2 separate regions of the Homo sapiens genome follow, and region 1 is linked to region 2. A link is a loop called in an ENCODE intact Hi-C map of the cell type or tissue named here. Cell type or tissue: endothelial cell of umbilical vein. All regions are shown on one strand. Each heading gives the region's core, and the rest is flanking DNA. Links, peaks and the distances in the headings are about the cores only.

Region 1 (10,818 bases), core at 1,351-9,350, 550 kb before region 2:
AAATGGGACTTCCTCTTTGTCGTGAAGGGATGTATTTTATTTTACAAGTTAGATTCCCTTACTATATTTTACACTCAGCATAATTTAGAAGAAGGGTGATCAAAGTAGGAGTTATGAAGCTGTAGCTTTCTTAGCTGTTTAACAAACACATTAGGATATATACCCCTATTTCCTTCCATTGCCAACATATTTTCGCTTTTATGGTTGGCTATTTGTAGCAACAATTTTCCTTTGTCATTTCATATGTTTTGTGGATCAGTTTACATCTTGTTCAGACTGTAGCATCAGGAAGAAGTCATGGGCTTTGACATTAGATAACGCACTATTTCATTTAGATTTTCACTTTCTCTTAGATATTAAATGTTTTTAATAACATCATAAAAGGTATTATTTTTACATTTCTATAATTCATTGTTGGTCCTATATAGAAATGCAGTTAAAAAAAAAACCTGACTTTTTATCTAGTGATCTTGCTACAACCTTTCATTAATTCTTTTTTTCTATTGATTTTTTCTTTTTTTATTATACTTTAAGTTTTAAGGTATGTGTGCACAACGTGCAGGTTAGTTACATACGTATACATGTGCCATGTTGGTGTGCTGCACCCAGTAACTCATCATCTAACACTAGGTATATCTCCCAATGCTATCCCTCCCCCCTCCCCCAACCCCACAACAGGCCCCAGTGTGTGATGTTCCCCTTCCTGTGTCCATGTGTTCTCATTGTTCAATTCACACCTATGAGTGAGAACATGTGGTGTTTGGTTTTTTGTCCTTGTGATAGTTTGCTGAGCATGATGGTTTCCAGCTTCATCCATGTCCCTACAAAGGACATGAACTCATCCTTTTTTATGGCTGCATAGTATTCCATGGTGAATATGTGCCACATTTTCTTAATCCAGTCTATCATTGTTGGACATTTGGGTTGGTTCCAAGTCTTTGCTATTGTGAATAGTGCTGCTATAAACACATGTGTGCATGTGTCTTTATAGCAGCATGTTTTATAATCCTTTGGGTATATACCCAGTAATGGGATGGCTGGGTCAAATGGTATTTCTAGTTCTAGATCCCTGAGGAATCGCCACACTGACTTCCACAATGGTTGAACTAGTTTACAGTCCCACCAACAGTGTAAAAGTGTTCCTATTTCTCCACATCCTCTCCAGCACCTGTTGTTTCCTGACTTTTTAATGATTGCCATTCTAACTAACTGGTGTGAGATGGTATCTCATTGTGGTTTTGATTTGCATTTCTCTGATGGCCAGTGATGATGAGCATTTTTTCATGTCTTTTGGCTGCATAAATGTCTTCTTTTGAGAAGTGTCTGTTCATATCCTTTGCCCACTTTTTGATGGGGTTGGTTGTTCTTGTGAATTTGTTTGAGTTCATTGTAGATTCTGGATATTAGCCCTTTGTCAGATGAGTAGATTGCAAAAATTTTCTCCCATTCTGTAGGTTGCCTTTTCACTGTGATGGTAGTTTCTTTTGCTGTGCAGAAGCTCTTTAGTTTAATTAGATCCCATTTGTCAATTTTGGCTTTTGTTGCCATCGCTTTTGGTGTTTTAGACATGAAGTCCTTGCCCATACCTATGTCCTGAATGGTAATGCCTAGGTTTTCTTCTAGGGTTTTTATGGTTTTAGGTCTAACATTTAAGTCTTTAATCCATCTTGAATTAATTTTTGTATAAGGTGTAAGGAAGGGATCCAGTTTCAGCTTTCTACATATGGCTAGCCAGTTTTCCCAGCACCATTTATTAAATAGGGAATCCTTTCCCCATTTCTTGTTTTTGTCAGGTTTGTCAAAGATCAGATGGTTGTAGATATGCAGCGTTATTTCTGAGGGCTCTGTTCTGTTCCATTGGTCTATATCTCTGTTTTGGTACCAGTACCATGCTGTTTTGGTTACTGTAGCCTTATAGTATGGTTTGAAGTCAGGTAGCGTGATGCCTCCAGCTTTGTTCTTTTGGCTTAGGATTGACTTGGCAATGTGGGCTCTTTTTGGTTCCATATGAACTTTAAAGTAGTTTTTTCCAATTCTGTGAAGAAAGTCATTGGTAGCTGTGAAGAATGCCATTGGGGATGGCATTGAATCTATAAATTACCTTGGGCAGTATGGCCATTTTCACGATATTGATTCTTCCTACCCATGAGCATGGAATATTCTTCCATTTGTTTGTATCCTCTTTGATTTCGTTAAGCAGTGGTTTGTAGTTCTCCTTGAAGAGGCCCTTCACGTCCCTTGTAAGTTGGATTCCTAGGTATTTTATTCTCTTTGAAGCAATTGTGAATAGGAGTTTGCTCATGATTTGGCTCTCTGTTTGTCTGTTATTGGTGTATAAGAATGCTTGTGATTTTTGCACATTGATTTTGTATCCTGAGACTTTGCTGAAGTTGCCTATCAGCTTAAGGAGATTTTGGGCTAAGACGATGGGGTTTTCTAGATATACAATCATGTCATCTGCAAACAGGTGACATTTGATTTCCTCTTTTCCTAGTTGAATACCCTTTATTTCCTTCTCCTGCCTGATTGCCCTGGCCAGAACTTCCAACACTATGTTGAATAGGAGTGGTGAGAGAGGGCATCCCTGTCTTGTGCCAGTTTTCAAAGGAAATGCTTCCAGTTTTTGCCCATTCAGTAGGATATTGGCTGTGGTTTGTCATAGATAGCTCTTATTATTTTGAGATACGTCCCATCAATACCTAATTTATTGAGAGTTTTTAGCATGAAGGGTTGTTGAATTTTGTCAAAGGCCTTTTCTGCATCTATTGAGATAATCATATGGTTTTTGTCATTGGTTCTGTTTATATGCTGGATTATGTTTATTGATTTGCATATGTTGAACCAGCCTTGCATCCCAGGGATGAAGCCCACTTGATCGTGGTGGATAAGCTTTTCGATGTGCTGCTGTATTTGGTTTGCCAGTATTTTATTGAGGATTTTTGCATCGATGTTCATCAGGGATATTGGTCTAAAATTCTCTTTTGGTTGTGTCTCTGCCAGGCTTTGGTATCGGATGATGCTGGCCTCATAAAATGAGTTAGGGAGGATTCCCACTTTTTCTATTGATTGGAATAGTTTCAGAAGGAATGGTACCAGCTCCTCCTTGTACCTCTGGTAGAATTCGGCTGTGAATCCATCTGGTCCTGGACTTTTTTTGGTTGGTAAGCTATTAATTATTGCTTCAATTTCAGAGCCTGTTATTGGTCTATTCAGAGATTCAACTTCTTCCTGGTTTAGTCTTGGGAGAGTGTATGTGTCAAGGAATTTATCCATTTCTTCTAGATTTTCTACTTTATTTGCGTAGAGGTGTTTATAGTATTCTCTGATGGTAGTTTGTATTTCTGTGGAATCGGTGGTGATATCCCCTTTATCATTTTTTATTGTGTCTATTTGATTCTTCTCTCTTTTCTTATTAGTCTTGCTAGTGGTCTATCAATTTTGTTGATCTTTTCAAAAAACCAGCTCCTGGATTCATTGATTTTTTTTTTTTTTTTGAAGGGTTTTTTGTGTCTCTATTTCCTTCAGTTCTTCTCTGATCTTAGTTATTTCTTGCCTTCTGCTAGCTTTTGAATGTGTTTGCTCTTGCTTCTCTAGTTCTTTTAATTGTGATGTTAGGGTGTCCATTTTAGATCTTTCCTGCTTTCTCTTGTGGACATTTAGTGCTATAAATTTCCCTCTACACACTGCTTTGAATGTGTCTCATAGATTCTGGTATGTTGTATCTTTGTTCTTGTTGGTTTCAAAGAACATCTTTATTTCTGCCTTCATTTCTTTATGTACCCAGTGGTCATTCAGGAGCAGGTTGTTCAGTTTCCATGTAGTTGAGCGGTTTTGAGTGAGTTTTAAAATCCAACGTGATCAGCCAATAAGCTAGGGGCTTCATCATATCAGCTGTGAATAATAACAGTTGTATATCTTTTCCATTTCTTTCTTTTCTTCCTCTTTCTGGCTTGCTGAAGTGGCTGGAACCTCCTCAGTGAGCATAGCATGTCTCTATTCCGCTTGGCATCAGACGAGGCAGCTTGAAGGCTGGAGACTGGAATCATGTTAAGAGCCTTGTGGTTGGTACCTGGAAGACTTAAATAGATGGGGGTTGGCACAGCTGGGAATCCTTGGGTATCTTTCTCTTCACCATGGTGGCTTTAGGGCTCCAAAAGCACATGTCCCAAGGGAGAAGGAGACACAAGCAAAAGTTATGGTGTCACCGTCTATGACTTGGCTTTGTGAGTCACACAGTATTTTTCCTGTCACCTTCTATTTGTCAGAAGTGAGTAAACTAGGGCTGCCCCATATTCAAGGAGGGGACAATTAGACTCCACCTTTTCGTGGGAGGAGTATCACAGAATTTGTGGATGTATTTTAAAAGCAGCACAATTGATGTTCTAGCCCAAATTATTTACATGTTTCCTTCATGCAAAATACACTTGCTTCATCCCAGGACTTGCAAAGTTGTATCTATTAAGAGATCAGGTTTAGGTTTGAGGCCCAGGGTCTTGTCATCTAAATCATGTTCCCACATGGGTGAGGCTCCTTGCGGGTAGTTCCTCGAGTGTAGATCATGGAAGATCATTTTCTTGATCTGAAGATCTATGTACTAAGGAGACAAGTCTTCTGTCCTGCTGATGCCACATGCAGTGGTGGGTCTGGCATAAGATAACTGCTATAGACACTCTAACTCACACAGTGGGGAGAAAGAAGCACACAGAACTCCTTGGTCCATGGCACTTCTGAAATCCAGCTGGACACACATGGCTAGTGCCTTGATGAAGGCTCAGTTCCAGCAGCTGGGAAACTGGGAATCATCCTCCATGGTTTCTTGGATATATCCTCTGAGTCAACTTTTCTTTTTCTATAAAATGTAGCCATGTTTGCAGCAGATTAGATTTTTCAGTCTGTGTCCTGCCTGTCAAAATTTTGTTCCATATAATCCTCTTACAACATTTTGGGTTTACTATGTAACCTACTGGAATTCACTCCATTAAACAAAAGCCTCATCTATGTATCTCAAGATAAGTCTTTCTACACTGGGATCCCTGAAAGGTGACTCTGGAATAATTCATTTAAGATTCTTGGCCAGGCATGGTGGCTCATGCCTGTAATCCCAGCACTTTGGGAGACTGAGGCAGGTGGATCACCTGAGGTCAGGAGTTCAAGACCAGCCTGGCCAACATAGTGAAACCCCGTCTCTACTAAAAATAAAAAAATTAGCCAGTCATGGTGGCATGCATCTGTGGTCCCAACTACTCAGGAGGCTGAGGTGGGAGAATCGCTTGAACCTGGGAGGCGGAGGTTGTGGGGAGCCCAGATTGTGCCACTACACTCCAGCCTGGGCAACACAGCAAGACTCTGCCTTAAAAAAAAAAAAAAGATTCTTAGAAGCCCAAGTTGTGTGGTGGAAAGGATCTACCCTGATGATCTCTAGAGAACTTTGATTTTAATTCTAAGAACGTCACATAGAGTTTTACAATTGCACCTTTGGGTTCATCTTTAGACTATGTTGTCCTGACAGTGCCCTGAATTTGATATCTTCCAGAAACCATTTCTTAATTTTAGCAATCACTATGTCAATTGGAGAAACTAAGAATGAAAATCAGTTTTATTTTCAACTCAGAAAGTCCTGGCTCCTTTATATTTAACAGTTCTTTCTTTAGCTTGCTTTAGCTTGTCTATTTTTTTATAGCAAAAAGAAACTGGGTGGTACTTTCAACACACTCTCTGGAAATCTCCTTAGCTGGAACATTTAGCTCATTAGGTGCTTTTTCTATTTCCCACATTGCCACAGGCAACGGTGTTACTAAACTTCCTGCTGTTGCATCACGAAGGTTTTCTTTTTCCAGCTTCCAATAATATTTTCCTCACTTTCCTGTAAGTCCTCACCAGCAATCCTCCAGAGGGTCATCAAGCCTCTGCTAATGATTTCTTTGAAGTCCTTGATGCTTCACTAACATGTTTCTTAAGTCCAGCTTCTTCCCACTGCTCAGTCCCAAAGCCACATGCTTTAGGTTTGGTTATGGCAGCACCTCATGTTTAGAGTGCCAAAATATGTCCAGTTCTCTACAGTTGTGAAACTAACCACCACTGAACTTAGTGATCATTTTAAACAAGTTATTTTGCTCATGAAACTGCAATTTGGACAGATCTTAGCAGGGAGAACTTAGCTCTGCTCCCCTCAGCTTGAGCTGGGGTAATTCAAAGCTAAGGGCTGGAATAATCTAGAGACTCACTGACTTATCTTATGGCTGAGGTTGGGAAGACAAACAGCTGAGGTATGGTACCTCTGGGGTGTGTCAAGCTTTCCTCTCTGTGTGGCCTCCTTAACATAGTCTATTTGGCATGGCATCTTTTGGCTAGGGAGACTTCTTACATGTCAGAGAAACAGTAAGTAAAGATGTACCACTTTTTATGACCTAGGCTTGTAAGTCATGCAGTATCATTTCTTCCACATTCTCCTCATTAGAAGTGAATCACTATGGCTGACCCATATTCATAAGAATTAGACTTCACCTTTTTATGGGAGAGGTAACAAGAAGTTGCAGTATGTTTTAAAATGGCCACACACACTAAGCTGCACATGAGGCTGGGAAATGTATTCTGTGGCTAAGCATGCATTGCAAGCCAAAACGTAGGGGAATTCTGTTACTAAAAGGTAAAAGGAGAGAAAGGCCAGATTACTGGGTGTTAGTTAGCAGTCTCTGTCACAGGCAGCTTTGTATAGAAATTAAAACCTGAACCAAGTTATCATGGATGAAGAGAATGTGAATAGGGAGAAAGGTCATTTCAAGCAAGAGAAGAATATGAGCAGAAACTTGGAGAAGGTAATAAGATTGTGGGCATGTGTGTGTTTATGCTGAAAGTACATGTCTAATTAAAGGGAGCTGGTGATCAGATGGTAAATTATGCCACATAGAATGGGTGTGGTCCTATCAGGAGGCCAGTGAAAAATAGAGAAACTGCTTGGATTTGGCATAGTTTTGTGATGAAACGGCAATGTGTTAGGCCATTTTTCCATTGCCAAATAAATACCTGAGACTGGGTAATTTATAGAGAAAGAAGTTTACTTGGCTCATGGTTCTGCATGCTCTTCAAGCCTGGCACCAGCATCTGCTTGGCTTCTGGAGGGCTCAAGGAGCTTTTACTCACGGTGGAAGGTGGCATGGGAGCAGGCACAGTACATGGCAGAGTGGGAGCAAGGGCAGTCGGGAGGTGCCACACTTTTAGAAACAATCAGATCTCATGAGAACAAACTTGCTATCGTGGCACCAAGCCATGAGGGATCCTCCCCCAGGATCCAAATACCTCTCACCAGGCCCTACCTCCAACCCTGGGGATTACATTTCAACATGGGGGATTTGGAAAGGGACAGATAACCAAAGTATATCAAGTGAGATTTGGAGACGGATGACCCTGGACCTGAATTCCCTGTCCATAATAGTCTTGTGATTTTCAGCAAGTGCTATAGATTACAAAAGTGGCCACAATTCTCCAACTTTTTGTTGAATGACTTTACAGCAACTTCCATAAAGTTATGGAGTCTATTTCCCTGCCTCCTGACAATGCTCTGGCATTATGTCTTGCTTTGACCAGTAGAATGTGGTGGAACGAACAATGTGCCAGTTTTGAATTTTAATCTCAAGAGGACTTGCCTGTTCCCATTCATTTTCTTGGGACCTTGCAAAATGCCCCATAAACTGGCCAAGGCTAGGTAACTGGAGGATGAGCGAACATGTGGAGTGGAGCTCAACTCTCTCATCCAAGGTCCCCAAAATGAGAAAGTTGGACAAGGTTAACTTTGTTCACCTCGCTATAGTTGAACTGAAGAGCCATGAGCGGGCCCAGCAGGGAGAGGCTGCCCAGGTGAGCCAGCTCAAACTGACAACACCTTGAATCATGAGCTAAAGAAGTGGATGTTGGGCTGGGTACGGTGGCTCACGCCTGTAATCCTAGCACTTTGGGAGGCCAAGGCGGGAGGATCACCTGAGGTCAGGAGTGCAGCCTGGCCAATGTGGTGAAACCCCATCTCTACTAAAAATACAAAGAATTAGCTGGGCATGGTGGCACATGCCTGTAATCCCAGCTACTTGGGAGGCTGAGGCAGGAGAATCACTTGAACCTGGGAGGTGAAGGCTGCAGTGAGTCGAGATGTCCCATTGCACTCCAGCCTAGGTGACAAGAGCAAAACTCTGTCTCCAAAAAAAAAAAAAAAAAAAGAAGTGGATGTTATTTTAGCTACTGAAATTGGGGTGATTTGTTACACAGCAAAGCTAACTGTTACAGCAAGTTAAATAAACTCTTTTCTAAATCTCAGTAGCTTCACTAAAATAGATATTAAAATAGATCATAAATAGTGCCTATCTCATGGCAAGGACAAAACCAGACACTTGGTGCCAAGCCTGAAACGTGTGCTGAGCAAATGTTAACTAATGCCATTGATTACATCAAAGAGAGATTATTAACAGAGTAACACAAAGGAAAGAGTGTAAGAAAGAATTACTTTAGAAATCCCCATTCTGCTCATTTTTGCCTCATGACTTTTCGCCATTCTTTGGTTCCACTGCCCTGGCATGTGCTCACTCTGCATACCACAAATCTGCATCTGGGGGCTAAATGTTCTCCCTTCAAAACTTATCTCTTTGAACACTTTCTTTCTGGACCCCTTCAACACAAACCCAGATGGTCCACATACTCTGTTAATTGTCTTATTGCCTTATATATTTATATATTTTACTAACAGCCTCTAAGCAACTTAATAAAGATGGTTGGTGTTGGTCTTTGGGGTTATCTTATCTCCAGTTAAGAGGCCTGTTAAATTTCCTGAATGCCAAGTCATTCAGTGAACTCACAGACAACTATTCCCCCAATAGATGGGATTTGTAGGAATCACTGGGTATTTTCCCCAGCATATCATGAGGGAATGATGAGAACTTGAATGTAACAACTGGTTCCCACCAAGCAAATGTCTGAATACTTTAGAGTCCGTAAATCCTGTTTATGTCTCAAACTGCTTATCAACTGTAACCCAGTTATTACTTGAAAGTAAAAATAGAAGTCCTTGGGAAAACTAAAGATGGAAACAGATGCTATACTACATTTTTAATTTTCCCACCTTAATTACACCCCCTACCAAAACAGGCTGGAGTGCTTAAGGCTTTGTAAGTTTCTTCTTTCTACTTCATTCAGAGGTTGTCTTCTGAACCAGCAAATATCATTTTTAAATTTAAACAAAAGACATCTCTTCTCCATTGTGTTTTGTCGGTGGTGTGCAGGACCTCTGGCTCCTACCGGCTTGCCAGAGGTGACTGTGAGCTGTGTGCATCTCATTCCAACTCCACTTCCAGTGGTGATACCCTGGAGCCTGAAATTGGCCATGGTAGGGTTATTTATTTACACCAGAAAAATCAGCAAATTCTGTGAAGCAGGGTTTTTGTTTTTGTTGTTTTTTTCCCCCAGAGAGCCAGTTGGTAAGCATTTACCAACATATGATGGCCAGATCGCCATGGGCTTAGAAAGTACAGCTTCTGTCACCAGGAAACATTCATCACCTTCGTCATTGCAGAATGCTCTAAGTTGTGAGACTGGTAAAATGGGAACTCAATGAAAGCATGACCAAGACAAATGCTGCTAAGCCACAGCCAGTCCGGCTGGAATATGAGTGAGGTAGAGAGAGGCTTGAGACAAGGCTGGAGGGGCACGCAGAGGCAGAAAACACAGGGCTCGGCCGGGTGCAGTGGCTCACGCCTGTAATCCCAACACTTTGGGAGGCCGAAGCGGGCAGATCACAAGGTCAGTTCGAGACTAGCCTGGCCAACATGGTGAAAACTCATCCCTACTAAAAATACAAAAATGAGCCAGGCATGGTGATGGGCGCCTGTAATCCAGCTACTCGGGAGGCTGAGGTAGGAGAATCACTTGAACCTGGGAGGCAGAGGTTGCAGTGAGCTGAGATTGCTGCACTCCTGAGCGACAGAATTGGACTCTGTCTGGCGGGGCGGGGAGTGGGGGGCGGGGGAAGAAAAACACAGGGCTGTAAAGGAATAAACATTTACGTTTCAGTGGTATAGAAAGTTATGGTTTCACATAGGAAATAAATATATTTGGGTTTATGTTTTCTAAAGATCTCTCTAGGTATCTGGTCTGTGGAGAATAGGATAGACACATGGTGGGAGGGCAAGGGTGGAAGACTAATGAGGACACTATTTTGGATCGGGACAAGGGAGCCACAGCATGGCTTCTGACCCCTGCCTTGCACCTGCCCCATGCCCATCTCCACACCCCACCTGCGCTTGTGCTCCCAGCGCTCTCCACCAGGAATCCCTTCCTCTCCCATCCCAAGTCCTGCCATATTGCAAGGCCAGCTCAAGGTCCACACCCCTCCACCTTGCATCCTCCCCCCCGACCCCCGTCATCCCAGTCACATCAGTCTACCTGCCTTGGCACCTGGAATACTACTTCCTGATTATCACAAGACTTGCTGTGCTACCTTTTGTGGTCATTTCACATTTTATGTGCATTTGTCTGATCTCCATAAGTTGCTTAAAGTTTATTATGGAGATCAGTGGTATGATCTATGGCTAAATTGAGCGCCCAGAACATTCCAAGCAGGCACGATGCTAGATATCTTGGGGCACATAGAGGGAAGATAGAATCTGGTCCCACAGAAGCTTTCATTCATCTGTGGATTTATCAAATACAAAGATAGGTGATGCTAAGCCACTTTGCACTGATAAGGAAATGCAGGGAGGGAGGAGATTCATGCAAAACAGTGGGTAAGAAACACTTAAAGCAACAATCTTAAAACTGGGGACTGTATTCCTTGCATCA
Region 2 (10,818 bases), core at 1,359-9,358:
CCAAAGTACTAGGATTACAGGCGTGAGTCCCCGCACCCAACTGCAAGTTTTCTTAAATACCTGGCAATCCTTGGCTGTCCTTTTATAATTAAGACTAAAATACATAAAAGCAATTTGCAAGTTTAGGCAGAGCTTGTGAAAAAGTGGGTTTCCCAGTAGGTGCAAAACTCATTTTGGCTAGAGAGCCAGCTGGCCTCTTCATTAGGGAACCTGGTCTCCAGAGAAGCCTCCAGTATCCTATTGGTGGGTATTTTCCTGGTTACAGACTTCTGGGATCAGATTGTGGAAAATGGAATAGGCACGCTCACATCAGTTGGCTGACTAAGGTTAATTTCCCCATTTTCAGGTCTGCGCCTCAATCTCCCTCCTCTGTGCTTATCAGTAACAAACAAATGGACTGGCGCCACTTGGAGTCAGTTTCTCCAGACGTGTTTCCAGACAAGGGTGGGAATCAGGGAGCTTGGAGGTGCTTGCCTCTTGAATGATTTGGAGGGAACCCCTGCCTCTAAGTCCTGGGCCTTGGAGGATTTCTGTAGGTGACAGGCTTTCAGACCCTCCAGTGAAAGAATTACAGTGTAAACTGCTTTCTTCTTCACTCAAGGGCCCAAATGAAGGAATATTGCTGTGAATTATCTGAATGGGTGGAGTCTGTGGTGCTTGATCTGGGTGGAAAGAATCGGTGGGAACTGCAGTTCAGAATCGACATCACTCAGGACGTTTTTGTTAACATGCAAATATTCAAAACTGTATGAAAAGCACTAAGTTGACATCAATTTGAAAGTACATTTGCATTCTTTGGGACCTTAGAATGCATCTGCATTTTTGACATTCAGCTACGTCAAGGAGATATCAAAATAATTCTAATTTGGCACCAAATAGGCCTGGCTCTTTTACCCTTCCCTAGCACAGATAGGGGTGTGTGCATTTGCCTTTCCTAGGTGCCAAGAACTCACTATCATAAGTGGAAGAAGATAATCATTCAATATAATTGAATCAAAATTTAAGAGTATCTTAGGTTGAGTGATTTCTTCTTACTGGTTGTTTTGAGCAGTCAAAGAAATGTGTACCTTCTGAACTATAAAAGGCCACGAAGGCAGAGTTGCAGTGCCAGGGAAATTACTGCTAGTGGCCCGAGACATATTCTGGAGCACATGCGTCCCATGAATTGGCACTTTGTCCTCTGCACTTCTCACTGCTTTCCATGGAGAGGATATCGTAACCTCTTTATTGGACTCTAAATCTCATTTTAAACCTCTGAATTATGCCAACACTTTGTAAGGGAAATTAGATAGTTTTACATGGGCTTTTATCCTCAATATGGCAGATAAATTGAATGAATGAATAGTGATCAAGGATATTAATAATATGTATTCGTTGCTTAAGATATACCACACATGGGGCTAAGGATTTTACAGATATGAGCTCACTTATTCTCACAGTCACCATATATTGTATCAGTTAACTTGGACTAAGTAATGCCTCAGTTAAAAAATAGTCCCCAGATCTCAGAGGCTCATAGCCATTCATGTTTACTTCTTGCCCACATGCTGTGTCCGTCATGGGGCTGTGTCATGGAAGCAAGTGCAGTACGTGGGTGGAGATTGGCAAAAGGAAAGGAGTGATGGCAAGCCAGGAGCTAGTTCTTGAACTTCTGTTCAGACGTGAAACACATCACATCTCCCCGCAATTCAATGGCCAAAGCAAGTCACAGGGTCCCTCCTGACCTCAATGGGCCAGGGAGGTTTTATCCTACTACTTGGAAGGGCATCTCAAATCCCATGGCCACGTGCGACATCAGTGGATGGGGAAAGCACAGTCCTCCACCAGGGAGGGGCAACAAATGTTTTGGGTAATACAACCCCCCACAGATAGATACTGCTATTCTCCCACTCTACTGGTGAGGAAAATGAAGCAGGGTAAGGATGGCGTCCAATTCTCAAACTCTATAAAGGAAGCAATTGATTTGAACACCTAAAAGACTATATAGATTTTATCTAATTCAAATGCAAGCAAAGCAAAACAGAACAAAAATACAGTGTCAGGGACATAATCACACAGAAGCATCAGAATCAAACCCTATATATCACTTTTTTTTTTGAGTCAGAGTCTAGCTCTGTCATCCAGGCTGCAGTGCAGTGGTGCAGTCTCAGCTCACTGCAACCTCCGCCTCCTGGGTTCAAGCGATTCTCATGCCTCAGCCCCCCGAGTAGCTAGGATTATAGGCGCCCACCACCACACCCAGCTGATTTTTGTATTTTTAGTAGAGATGGGGTTTCACCATATTGGCCAGTCTGGTCTTGAACTCCTGACCTCAGGTGATCCATCCGCCTCAGCCTTCAAAAGTGCTGAGCCACTTTGGGAGCCCGGCATATAGGCGTGAGCCACCACCCCCCGGCCTATATGCCAATTTTAAAAAAAGAACAAAAATTAATTTTCACCTGAATTTTCAATATCCCAGGGTGTAGTTAGGGGAAAAAAATATTAAGAAATTCTCTATAAGGAAAAACACCAAGAGATTTCTTTTCAAAAGAGCCAATCTAAGGCTGGGTGCGGTGGCTCACGCCTGTAATCCCAGCACTTTGGGAGGCTGAGGCTGGCGGATTGGTTGAGGTCAGGAGACCTGCCTGGACAACATGGTGAAACTCTGTCTCTACCAAAAATTACAAAAGTTAGCCAGGCGTGGTGGCGCATGCCTGTAGTCTCAGCTACTCAGGAGGCTGAGGCAGGAGAGTCACTTGAACCCCGGGAGGCGGAGGTTGCAGTGAGCCGAGATCGCACCACTGCACTCCAGCCTGGCAACAGAGTGAGACCGTGTCTAAAAAAACAAAAACAAAACAAAACAAAACAAAAAACAAAAAAAGAGCAAAACAAAAACAGCCGATGGAATCTTATCTGACTTATACAAATGAAATTCAGATTCTAAAATCAAGAGTCCAGACACCTTAGGTGATCTCAGAGAAGATCCTGTTTCATATGGGGGATTCTCTAGTGTTTTACATTTCTCATGTGACTTTGAAATTTGCCAAATGTAAGAAATAGCTGAGAGGCAGTAAGTATTGTTATTTTCAGGGGAAATCATTTCTACGAGAAAATAGGAACCCGGAATGAAAAGCTCGTGGAGTTTGGCGGGAAGAACAACCAAGAGGAAGGTGAAGATGCTGAGCTGGAACCCGGATAACTATGTCTGTGAAAGCAAGTTGGATTTACAGACTTCCCAGAAACTATGATCCTACCCTACATCCTTCTGCGGTCCCACGAGAATACTTAAGAGCTTTAAATGCTGTCAAACTGGAAAGAGTATTTGCAAAACCATTCCTTTTTCCCTGAATGGTCACTGAGACGGAGTCAATTGCTTGGCAAAGCATCCAAGGAGCCTGGCTCCTGTCCTTTCTGGGCCATGTGATGGAGAGGTTAGAATCTGGAACCTGACTCAACGGAAATGTGTCCGTACAATACAAGCACATGAAGGCTTTGTACGAGGAATATGTCCTCACTTTTGTGGGACTTTTCTTATTTTTTAATTTTTTTTTTGAGACGGAGTCTCGCTCTGTCGCCCAGGCTGGAGGGCAGTGGCGCGATCTCGGCTCACTGCAAGCTCTGCCTCCCGGGTTCATGCCATTCTCCTGCCTCACCATCCCGAGTAGCTGGGACTACAGGCGCCCGCCACCACGCCCGGCTAATTTTTTGTATTTTTAGCACAGATGGGGTTTAACCGTGTTAGCCAGGAGGGTCTCGATCTTCTGAGCTCGTGATCTGCCTGCCTTCGCCTCCCAAAGTGCTGGGATTACAGGCGTGAGCCACCGCGCCCGGCTGGGAGTTCTTTTTTTTTTACTGTTGGTGATGACAGGACTGTGAAGCAGTGGGAATTGGAGGGCTCAGGCTATGGAGAAGGGGAAGTCCTTTTGCATATGGTATTAAGAAGGCGGCGGACACTGGGACTGATCATCACTGGAAAGAAGCTGTTTTTGCCACATGTGGACAGCAAGTAAACATTTGGGATGAACAAAGAACTAATCCTGGCCGGGCGCGGTGGCTCACACCTGTAATCCCAGGACTTTAGGAGGCCAAGGCGGGTGGATCACAAGGTCAAGAGATCAAGACCATCCTGGCCAACTTGGTGAAACCCCGTCTCTACTGAAAATACAAAAATTAGCTGGGCGTGGTGGCACGTGCCTGTAGTCCCAGATACTCGGGAGGCTGAGGCAGGAGAATCGCTTGAACCCAGGAGGCAGAGGTTTCAGTGAGCCGAGATTGCGCCACTTCAGTCCAGCCTGGCGGCAGAGCGAGATTCCATCTAGAAAAAAAAAAATTCACTTAAAAGTCATACTGGGCTTATTACTTATTACACAGTAGAAATTAGCCAAGTAAGCGATACTGTTTTTTTTTGAACAAGCCTGCCACCTTGTGGTTATTTGGAAAACCAGACTGGCAAAACCAGGGCTCTGCAGTGCCTTTGCTTCCACACATACTTATTGAGTGTCTAATGTCACAGTCACCACGCTCTGTTCTAGGCTCTGAGCTTACAGCAGTGAATGAAATGGACTAGGAGCCACACTATTCTGGAGTTTATGTCTCATAGCATAAGAACATGTGTATCTAAGTTAGTATTTGGAAACGTATCCCACCTTCATCAGCCTCTTAACCTAATAGCCTACCTACATGGGAGCCCCTCTTCCCTATCATTCTTCATTCTGTAGGTAGGCAAAATACCCCTGTTCCTATAAAGCCCATCCCTTTCCTGTTTCTATTCCCTGCACCCAAACACACCTTGCCTTTTCAAGGACTCAAGGACTCAAGGACTTTGCATCTGTATCTGGCTCCTCTTCCTCCAACATTCAGCTCCCTGGCCCTTGTATACCTATCAGCATATACACACGCTCTCAAAAGCCTTCATTACAAAACCTTTTCCTTAATCCAAAATTCTCTCTAGCTAATGCTGCATTTCTCTGCTTCCTGTCACAATCAATAAAACTTCTGGAAAGTTTCGTCTGTGTTCACTGTCTCCATTCCCCTCCACTCACCTTAGCCCAGGGCATCTGTTACCACCACTCCCCTGGAACCTGTCCAGCCAGCGCCACACACCACTCCCATCCCCAAAGCGCCCCTGGGTCCTCACCCCACTCTATCTCTCAGCACTGAACACAGCAGACTGCTGCCCTTGCCTCCTTCCAGCAAGCCTTTGTGGCTCTCAACTAGCGGCACCCTGTACCCACTACCATCCTCTCCTCATGATCGCAGGGCTGGCTCTCATGGCTCAGCTCTCCTCCTCCTACACACCTTCCACAAGCGTTCATTAGAAAGCGGCCCCTCCTGAGAGGAAGCACTATCTGGAGTGACCTTATTCTTTTTACCTCTTATGCCTGCAAGCCTTGCGTCTGCCCTGTTTGTTGCTGAATTCCCAGCACTCAGGAATCGTTTCCAGTGTTTAGTAGGTGACTCAAATTATGTTTAGTTTGCATATGTTTAAAATTCATGTTGCCATAGTGGCCACCCCATCCCCTCCTGGTGTAGGGGCAATCTGGTATTGCAAAAACAGAAGCAGAAAGGCGTTGAACTGACTGGAGCAGCATCTTTGGCACTGAGAAGATCCTTTAACCTCAATATGTCTTAGATTTTCAATTTATAACATGAAGAAATTGGACTACAGTGCAGATGACAATGACATATCAGCTTTGGGGTGAGATCAGATTAACTGGCAGTAGAATCTGGGGCATAGTATTACGAAATACTTTTTAGCCACAGAAAGAATGCTTTGATTGATTGATATTGATTGGTTATCAATACCTACCCCGAATGTGGGAGGGGACTTGGCTGTGTATTTTTGGACATGGTTTCTTTCAGTTCTAAATTTTAAAGAGTGTTTTAAAAAGCTTTTCAAAACATTGTTGTTTCAACTGAATTTAATTTAATTTAATTTTTTTTGAGATGGAATCTCGCTCTGTCACCCAGGCTTCAGTGCAGTGGTGCGATCTCTGCTCACTGCAACTTCTGCCCCTGGATTCCAGTGATTCTCCTGCCTCAGCCTCTCAAGTAGCTGGGACTACAGGTATGCACTACCACGCCTGGCTAATTTTTGTATTTTTAGTACAGACAGGGTATCACCATGTTGATCAGGCTGGTCTCGATCTCCTGACCTCAGGTGATCTGCCCGCCTCGGTCTCCCAAAGTGCTGAGATTACAGGCATGAGCCACTGTGCCCAGCCTCAGTTGAATTTTAGAATTGAACTAGACAAACTTTTGAAGGGTTCTCAACATGTAGTGATATAATAAAAATGAAATTCAGACTCAGAATTATTAAACTGCAGTCTTCAGGAATTAATCTAAGATAACTGAAAATACATCTGCATCTATTCATTTAGCCAGGATTCATCTGCTATCCTATATCATGAGGTAAAAGTATTATATTGTAGAATGTTAAAAAATGTCCCATTCAGAAAAATGTCGTGCACTAAACCTGGCATTTATTCTGCTTCCTATTTCATTTCCTTTTATCTCTATGCCTTTTAGTTGACTGACATTACTTGCTTTCTTCCCCCCATTTTGCTTCTCTACAAGGAGATAATTCCAGATTACATTGGCAGATATTTCAAGCTATATTTCAATTACTAGGATATTGTGAAATTCATGAGATTAAAATAAAATAAACCTCAGAAGGGAGTATAAGCCTCTCCTAATGGAAATTGGGATTAAATTCAAATGTCATCACCTTATGTCATAAATGTTTTGAGTGGATGAAAAAAACAATGAAATGTATTTAAATACATGAAAGAATGTACAGAGTTAACCTTAGTGAAAAGAAAAAATAATGATTTGAGAATGTGGAAATATTCACATGAAATTCTGTATATGACATGTTAAAAAATTAGAGAACTCTTTTTTCTCCATTTATTTGTTGCTCCCAGATAATTTCCTAAGGTAGATAAGATAATACATATTAAAGCAATTTGAGTTATTTGAAAGGAACCTTCAAACTCACATTATTATAGTTTAGGAGTGATTTTAGCAGAAGCAAATTATTAATGATACAGATCAGGAATGGGCAAACTGCTTCCCTTGTGTCAAGAGTGACCTGCTAGGTGTTATGTAAATAAAGTTTTATTGGAACATAGCCATGTCCATTTGTTGACACATTGTCTGTGGCTGCATCCTGATACAGTGGCAGTGGTGGGTAGTGTCAACAGAAATCTCATGGCTTTCAAAGCAAAATATATTCACTATTTGACCCTTTATGAAAAATTTTGCTGACTTCTGCTCTAGATTATCAGCATCTCTATCAGACTCTGTATTTCTGAAGGCATGGACTCTGTGCTTAAACTTAGTTTTCAACTGTTCTTAAAAAAATATGTTGGCCAGGTGCCGTGGCTCATGCCTGTAATCCCAGCACTTTGGGAGCCCAAGGCAGGAGGATCACCTGAGGAGTTTGAGACCAGCCTGGGCAACACAGTGAAACCCCGTCTCTACTAAAATACAAAAAATTAGCTGGGCGTGGTGGCAGACGCCTGTAATCCCAGCTACTCGGGAGGCTGAGGCAGGAGAATTGCTAGAACCCGGGAGGCAGAAGTTGCAGTGAGCCGAGATCCATCACTGCACTCCAGCCTGGGCGACAGAGCAAGACTCCGTCTGAAAAAAAAAAAAAAAAAAGTTAGGGTCGGGCGTGGTGGCAGCTCACACCTGTAATCCCAGCACTTTGGGAGGCCAAGGCGGGTGGATCACCTGAGGTCAGGAGTTTGAGACCAGCCTGGCCAACATGGTGAAACCGTGTCTCTACTAAAAATGATTCCAGTTACTTGGGAGACTGAGGCATGAGACTCGATTGAACCTAGGAGGTGGAGGTTGCAGTGAGACAAGATCGAGCAACTGCACTCCAACCTGGGCAACAGAGAGAGAGACTGCCCAAAAAAAAAAAGTCAGTACTTTTGAGATTATCAGTTAATGACAACATTAAGAAATATAATGACATGGCTGGGCCTGGTGGCTCACACCTGTAATCCCAGCACTTTGGGAAGCTGAGGTGAGTGGATCACCGGAGGTCAAGAGTTTGAGACCAGCCTGGCCAACACAGCGAAACCCCGTCTCTACTAACAATACAAAAAAATCAGCCGGGCGTGGTGGTGGGCGCCTGTAATCCCAGCTGCTCCAGAGGCTGAGGCAGGAGGGTCGCTGAAACCCAGGAGGCGGAGACTGCAGTGAGCCAAGATTGCACCACTGCACTCCAGCCTGGGCAACAGAGTGAGGCTCTGTCCCCCGCCAACCCACCAAAAGAAAAAAAAATATAGTGACAAACACAAGTTTATGCAGTGGGTGGCATTTTTTATACCAGTAGTTACATATGTCCTTTAGGCTAATTCCACTTCCCCACCCTCAGGTGGGGTCTTCAGCATCCCCATCCAAGAAGGAGCTCTGGAGGCTGAGGCAAGAGAATTGCTACAACCTGGGAGGTGGAGGTTGCAGTGAGCTGAGATCACGCCACTGCACTCCAGCCTGGGCTACAGAGCGAGACTCTGTCTCAAAAAAAAAAAAAAAAAAAAAAAAAAAAGTCAGGGTCCGGCGTGGTGGCTCATACCTGTAATCCCAGCACTTTGGGAGGCCAAGGTGGGTGGATCACCTGAGGTCAGGTGCAGGTGTCAGGTCCCTGGTCTTCCGGTTCGGATCTCCTCCCGGTGTTCCCCAGGAGCCACTTAGGGTGCCTCTGTGTGGATCCAGGGGGTTGCTGGGGAACAACTGCCCTCCTCCTGGCCCAGGTTGCCTCTTCCTTTCTCTGTGCTTCCTGCCTCTTGCGCTTCCCCCCAGCAATTTGCAGGCCCTTGAACAGGTTTTTTTAATAGGATTTTTAATTTTATTATTAATGAATTTTTAAAATTGAAAAGTAAAATTATATATATTTATGATGTATACGACATGATGTTTTGATAGATGTATACAGAAAATGTGAAATGACTACATGAAACTATTTAACATAGACATGGCCTCATATAGTGACTACAACTAGTAACAATATATTGCATACTTGAAAATTGCTAAGAGAATAGATTTTAAGTCTTCTCATCCTTCAGAAGATTTGAAATAGCTACTAACAAGACGTGGGGTGTCCATTGTTAGAGTCCCACCGTGCCCTTCCAGGCAGAAATGGTGGCCATAATGCTGTGGTTCATGCCTGTAATTCCAGCACTTTAGGAGGCTGATGGGGGTGGATCACCTGAGGTCAGGGGTTTGTGACCAGTCTGGCCAACATGGCGAAACCCTGTCTCTACTGAAAATACAAAAATTAGCCAGGCATAGTGATGCCTGTAGTCCCAGCTACTTGGGAGGCTGAGGCAGAAGAATTGCTTGAACGCAGGAGGTGGAGGTTGCAGTGAGCCAAGATCGCACCACTGCACTCCAGCCTGGGTGACAGAGAGAGAGAGAGAGAGACTCTGTCTCAAAAAAAAAAAAAAAAAAAAAAAAAAGAAAGAAAGAAAGAAAGAAAGAAAAATGGTGGCCAAATATAAACCAAGGTCTTAAACTCAGAAGCTGGAGGAGGAAGAGGAGGAGGCCCTTAAAATACAAATATTTCTTATTGTTTTTCTGCCAACACAATACTTGAAAAATCAATTTTTGTTCTTCAGTATTTGTTTAAAGTTCAACCCAAAATGTCTGGCATTTAGTGAAAGAAATCTGGGTGGAGGGGGGCAAGAACTCCCTAATATCTGTCCAAAATCCCCCAGGAGACTGGGGTCCCCAGGTTGAAAAGCTCTGCTTGAGACGCAAGAAGGGAGGCAGAATCAGAAACTGAGATGTGTATGTTTTGAAGAGACCTTCCTTCCCCAGTGGAAATCCTGACACGGACCAAGGACAAGCTTCCAGCTCCTTCCCTCCACCCTCCAGCCCATGGAGGGAGAATCTCACTGTCAACTCCAGCACAAAGTTGCCTGTCTGGACAACATTATTTTTACCTTCTTAGAAAAACACTTTGGAAGAATTATATGATGGTCTCTGCCCTTTGGAGGTTGATATATTTATTAGTTCATTTTCACACTGCTATAAAGAACTTCCCTGAGACTGGGTAATTTATAAAAAGAGGTTTAATTGACTCACAGTACTGCATGGCTGGGGAGGCCTCAGGAAACGTATTATCATGATGGAAGGGGAAGCAGGCACGTCTTCCATGGCAGCAGTGGAGAGAGAGAGAGCAAGAGAGGAACTACCAAACACTTATAAAACCATCAGATCGCATGAGAACTCACTCACTAACACAAGAACAGCATGGGGGAAACCGCCCCATGATTCAGTCACCTCCCACCATGTCCCTCCCTCAACACCTGGGGATTACAATTCAAGATGACATTTCGATGGGGACACAAAGCCAAACCGCATCAATATAATATGTGGCCTGACGAGAAAATTTATTTATCTCTAGTAAAAATATACATGAAAAAATTGACTTTAAGAAATTTAGGCTGGGCATGGTGGCTCACGCCTGTAATTCCAGCACTTTGGGAGGCGGAGGCAGGTGGATCACCTGAGGTCAGGAGTTCGAGACCAGCCTGACCAACATGGTGAAACCCCATCTCTACTAAAAATAAAAAAATTAGCCAGGTGTGGTGGTAGATGCCTATAATCCCAGCTACTTGGGAGGCTGAGGCAGGAGAATGGCGTGAACCCAGGAGATGGAGGTTGCAGTGAGCCGAGATCGCGCCACTGCACTCCAGCCTGGCGACAGAGAGAGAGACTTTGTCTCAAAAAAATAAAAAAAAGTTGTAATGGTCAGGCATGGTGGCTCAAGCCTGCAATCTCAGCACCTTGGGAGGCTGAGGCGGGGGGGTTGCTTGAAGCCAGGAG

Evidence for each region. Peaks named below come from ENCODE experiments on the same cell type or tissue, not always from the same donor. Only the 100,000 strongest peaks of a DNase experiment are listed, where the experiment ranks them.
Region 1: it touches region 2 in a loop (5-fold over the local background); 1 of 110 quality-filtered maps calls a loop at or near these places.

Annotation. Positions count from the first base shown.
Region 1 is chr5:16,650,881-16,661,698 of GRCh38, forward strand. No RefSeq gene overlaps it. Among named protein-coding and RNA genes, the nearest start is that of RETREG1, 39 kb to the left of the region's middle. RefSeq lists a silencer at 5,680-5,974. In endothelial cell of umbilical vein, for the core only: no CTCF peak of the experiment used is centred there; a DNase peak (open chromatin) is centred at 5,811; H3K27me3 peaks cover 201 bases.
Region 2 is chr5:17,199,128-17,209,945 of GRCh38, forward strand. All of the region lies in intron 1 of BASP1-AS1 (BASP1 antisense RNA 1), which reads right to left. It also overlaps the pseudogene DCAF13P2. Among named protein-coding and RNA genes, the nearest start is that of BASP1-AS1, 13 kb to the right of the region's middle. RefSeq lists a silencer at 4,350-4,429. In endothelial cell of umbilical vein, for the core only: a CTCF peak has its summit at 4,410 (motif pointing left); a DNase peak (open chromatin) is centred at 4,394; H3K27me3 peaks cover 549 bases.